Linked DNA regions of Homo sapiens: region 2 is linked to region 1. Evidence: read pairs that join two places in POLR2A ChIA-PET (ENCODE). Cell type or tissue: A673. All regions are shown on one strand.

Evidence for each region. Peaks named below come from ENCODE experiments on the same cell type or tissue, not always from the same donor. Only the 100,000 strongest peaks of a DNase experiment are listed, where the experiment ranks them.
Region 2: POLR2A ChIA-PET joins it to region 1 with 11 read pairs; 1 of 35 experiments calls an interaction of 5 or more read pairs at or near these places.

What each region holds. Positions count from the first base shown.
Region 1 is chr20:21,101,651-21,104,150 of GRCh38, forward strand. The region is part of intron 1 of LINC00237 (long intergenic non-protein coding RNA 237); the gene reads right to left. Among named protein-coding and RNA genes, the nearest start is that of LINC00237, 3.5 kb to the right of the region's middle. RefSeq lists enhancers at 1, 1,532-1,581. In A673, no CTCF peak of the experiment used is centred here; DNase peaks (open chromatin) are centred at 771 and 1,091; H3K4me3 peaks cover 998 bases; H3K27me3 peaks cover 2,500 bases.
Region 2 is chr20:20,779,510-20,782,009 of GRCh38, forward strand. No RefSeq gene overlaps it. Among named protein-coding and RNA genes, the nearest start is that of RALGAPA2, 68 kb to the left of the region's middle. In A673, no CTCF peak of the experiment used is centred here; a DNase peak (open chromatin) is centred at 1,122.

The sequences.
Region 1 (2,500 bases):
CAGCTAACTTTGGAGCCGGGCAAGACGTGTTTTCCCGCTCCTTCGAATTTAACCGCCCAGTGCCTGCCTCCTGGAAAAGCTGTCACGATTGGGCTTGGGCTTGGGCTTGGCCTTGGTCAAGAAAGGTTTCCTCGGCTGCGCCACCGTGGGGATGGAGGTGGGAGTTGGAACACAGCCCCCTAGCTGAGTGCAGGGGCCAGAGGCTGGCGGGGGCACGCGGGGGTGGTTGGGGGCGGAGTGCGGCGAGGGGTGAGGGCGCGACCGCCTTGGGGCAGGGGCGGCGATGGAGTAGCTCCGGGCTCTCCACGGACTCGATTGGACAGCCCCAGGCCGGCTTTGGATCCTTGGAGGCGGATACGCAAGGCCAGACCTGGTGGCGTGGCCAGTTGGGCATCGCGGTATCTTCCCCAGGCCTGGAGGGCAGTGCTGAAGGCCCGCGGCCGAGGTTTTGCTTTAAGTATACTTGGGCCTCGCAACTCAGCTGTTTGCGAACAGAGACCTGGCGAATCGCCGAGGAGCGGCGCGGCTCCGCGTCCCCACTTCAAGGCCAAGTGGAGAGTGAGGACACGCTGAGGCCCCCTGCTACCTATCATGCCATCTTAAGCGGGCACCGACTCCTTACCCAGAAAAGATCCTGGAGCTAAAGCCTGCGCCTACACCAGAGAGGGGAATTTAAGTTTCCCACTCTCGACGTGTCTGGAACCTTCCCTCTAGCCGCATACCCACAACCCCCTGCTCCCTGGCTCCTCCCAGTGTCAAGGAAGGAGAAAGACTCCCACCCTGTCCCCAAAGTCTCAGACTAACTCGCTCCAGGTCACAGGACCCACTAAGAGGGCCTTTCCAGCTCATGCCCGGAACAGGGGTGCAGCGGCGACCCTCTGGGATCTGGAGAGAGAGAATTTAACACGGCCTTCCTGAAGTACATTCACGCAAATGTGAGAAAGACTTCAACGCACAGAATCGCCAAAGCCCTTGCCGTCTTAAATAAATCCTGCCCCTTGGCACAGAAGAACGGAGAACCAAGGAGTTAATTCCTATTTTATAAGAAAAAAAAAAAAAAAAAGGAGGGGGAGAGAGGAAGGGAGTGGATGGCCCCCACTGAGCGGAACAATTGTCACTCAGTTGAACAGTGTCAATTAACAAACCGCAGCTCTGGCAGACTTCAAAAGGCTTGATTCTTTTTGAAATGTCTGTGGTGATGGGTGTGCAGCGAACCCCAGCTCGCCGGTGGCCGCTCACCCCGCTCGCCTCTCTCTCCCTCTGGACTCGGTGCTGAAGCCCCAGTGCAGCTCGCTCCTCCTTCTGTCAGCAGCTGGACCCGGAAGCCCTGACTCCCGGCTTGGCGCCTGTGCTGAGAGCGGAGAAGGACGTCGCGACCGGCAGGCCTGGAGGGCGCATTGGTGTGCAGAGTGTAGCGGCTGGTCTGGCCCTGGGAACCCCAGACCCGCGAAGCTGGAGGGCGCACTCCCCGGCCTCAGAGCCCCAAACCGGAGGCGCTGTCCAAACGCGCCAACGCTGCAAGCAATGTGGCAGGGCACACCGAAATGCGTGTCTCGCACACCTGCCCATCTTTCCCTGCTCAACACGAAAGCGCCTTGTGGCTCTAAGCGCTTCCTTGGGGTGGCTGGGGCTGTGCATTTTAATTCCAAAGTCAAGAGGTTGAACCATCTCAAAGTTGGCGGGTGGAGGGGGCGGTGGCAGGGAACTAGATGGCTGGATGCCTTTGCCTGCGGGGTGGCAGGGCTGTCCCTACCAATAGCCACGGCTCGGGGCTGGCTTTGTAGTTATTTTTCCAAGTTCTGCCCGGTGCCCATCATATTGCCCTGAAAAGCAAAAGAGGCCGATGCAATTTATTCCAATGGGCGGTTTTTAAGAAGCTGGCAATTTGAACCGGCTGGGTGTTATTTAGTGCAATATGAAATCAAATGATCCTATTTCTCAAATAACAGTGTCTGTGAGGAGAAGTGAATCCTCTGAAAGGGTAATTGTCTGCTGATGGTGTTTCCCATTATACCCGATCTTGGCCTAAATGGTGTTCGGCAGCGGGGCGGAGAGCGAGGGGTGAAATCAATGTGCGCCAACTCGCGCTCTGGAGACAGGAAAAGGTAGCACCGCTGGCGTCCTGGCACGTCGAGCGAACAATGCCACCCCACGCGTCACTGATCGACTCATCTTGCAGGTGTCCGAAATCATTAGACTTGAGTGATCTTGTGGACGGGGGTATAAGACTAACTGTTTTTCCTTTCGCAACTTTGGGAATTGTTAGTCTCCTGGCATCAGTCACGCAGCAGACTGACGATAATCTGGGAAATACAACCCAGTTTGGAGTCCCTTATCCCACCCCCTCCCCACCTCCATGTCATTACTGAGACGCTCAGTCCTTTCTTCCAAGGACTCACTTCTGTCTAGGACCTTCCCAGTCCAGCTTCTGGAAAACAAATGTAATTCCTGGGAAATATAATGCGTCCACCAGGCGCACACTATTAATGCTGTAATTAGG
Region 2 (2,500 bases), 320 kb before region 1:
AGGTAGAGGTTGCAGTGAGCCTAGATCGCGCCACTGTACTCCAGCCTGGGTGACAGAGCAAGACTGTCTCAAAAAAAAAAAAAAAAAAAAGAAAGAAAGAAAGAAAGAAAAGGAAAGGAAAAAAACGGAAAGAACCTGAACAAGTAAAGGGTCTTTGCTGGGTTCTCCCACTCCATCCCTTTTATTATCATTGGACTTTTTGTCCAATCACGCTTCTCCACAACTATCCACTTCTTTATTCGGACTTAGCATACAAAACAGGGCAAAATGAAACAGTTTTCCCTGGGGTTTGGGTCTTCACTTCTGAAGTCTCCCATATCATGTAAAACTTGGATAAACATATGTGTTATACTTTTTCTCTTGCTGGCCTGTCTTTTGGTAGAAGAGTGTCAGCCACAACCCTTGTGATGAGTGAGGAAAAGGCATTACCTTGTCATCCCCTGCACCCCAAACTGGGAAGGATCCAAATACTCAGCAAGAGTAGAATGCATAAATAAATTATGGTGCTGTCATAGAGTAGAATACTGTGTTATACAGCAATAAAGCTGTTCCTCTATAATTGGTGCACATTTCTGTATTATGCTGTAGCTCAATAAGAGGTTTATTAAAAAGGAATATCTGATCAATATTTGTTTCTGTTTTCAAAACATTAAAAAAATTCTCTGTGTCTTTAAACTCTATTTTTTTTTAATTAATAGCAATGTAATTGGTCCATCTATCCTTGCTCAACTCAGCATGTACCAAACCCAGCAAGAGTGAAGCCAGGGCTTGGCATGGTCTGGGCGTGTCCCTTCTAGATGCTAGCAGGATTCCTTCCAGGTTATGTTGCAAGCAACATTGCCTCATTAAATACTTGTACTGATGGGGATATCAAAGCTTGCACTCCAAAATGGAAACCGAGCTACAATTGCAATCGAATTTTGAGAAAATGTAGTTTTTGAACACAGTGGGGATGAACAAGAGGGGCTCAGACCAGAGGGTATTTTCTTATACTCCCTGAAAAGGAGGTGTCAGATCACCACTATAGCAATCATCACCATAATTAGCTGAGACTTCCTCTTTAGTGGTTGCTCAACACCTTCATTTGACTCTGCTGCTCACTCTAGCTGCCTGGGAGTTGGTGCCGGCATTTCGCAACACAGCCGGTCCTTGCCTACCAACCGCACTGTCTGCCAAGCCAAGAAGGTGGAGAAACTGCAGGTTCATGTTACAGGCTGAGCCAGGGGAGGTTTCTGAGCCCTCTCTAGCACTTGGCCTAAGCCTCCAGACTTCTCTGTCATACCCCAATGGTGCCAAATATCCAGAAACTAGCTTCCTAAAGTGGCTTTAACAAAAATCAACTTTATTGAGGTTTCATTTAATGCAATAAACAGCATCCATGTTGTAATGGGTATGATTTCGTGAGTTTTGGGAAGATAAACATAAATCCATGGCCATAATCAAAATCATGGACGCAATCGAATCACAAAGCATGTCTTTCCTCCCTAAAATTTTCTCAAACCCCACTGCAAACCCCCACCTCATCATCACTGTAGACTAGTTCACATTTTCTAGAATAAACTGGCTTTTGGATAAATGAGGGTGGGGATGTGCCAACCTAAGCATGTTTCACATATGCACACACATGTGTATAGACGTACTTCTTTCTTGGAAGGGAGTCCCTTCCTGCAGCTCATGCCAAGGCAGACAGCCCTAGGTGGCTTCAGAGCATATCCTGTGACCTCCTGGACATAGGGTTGCAACAGGATGGGGCACCTGACCCAGCACCTTGCAAGGAGGGTTGACCGGAGTGCTCTGCAGGGGCAGAAGTTCTGAGTCAGCTCAAGTGGGGACACAGAGATATTCAGGGGCTAGGATGGTGGGTGGTGGCGGTAACTGCGGAGCAACAGGGGCAAAAGTGGCTGAGCCCTGAAACGGAGTTCTCGCTGTGCTGGAGGCTGGAGCTGGAGATCAAGGTGTTGTCGGCGGGGTTGGCTTCTCGTTGGGCAGGGTGGCTTCCTCTCAGGCCTCTCTCATTGGCTTGCAGGTGGCCATCTGCTCCATGTGTCTGCACACGCTTTTCCTCCTGCAAGTGCCTGTGTCCTCATCTCCTCTTCTCCTAAGGACACCAGTCACATTGGAGTAGGAACTGCCCGTGTGACCTCGTTTTACCTTTATTACCTGTTTAAAGGCCTTAACTCCTAAGAAGGTCACATTCTGAGTTTCTGGGGGCTAGCATATCAAAATATGAATTTGTGGGGCACACGATTCAGTCCAGCATCCATAAAGGTGGCGGATGGGTGAACTCCTCCTGTTGTGGGCTGGGGGTTCAATGTCTCCTCAATGGAACTGAGCCCCTGGGATCAGGAACTGCTCTTGGTCCCAGACAGGAGTCCTGAATTTCAGTCCCTGTGAGGCCTCCCTCAGCACAACTGTCTGTGAGTTCCTAATTTTCCTGTTGCTTTTGTTCCTCATCTTTTCTTGGCATAAACCCCTGTTACCTGAGGATGACCCAACTGAG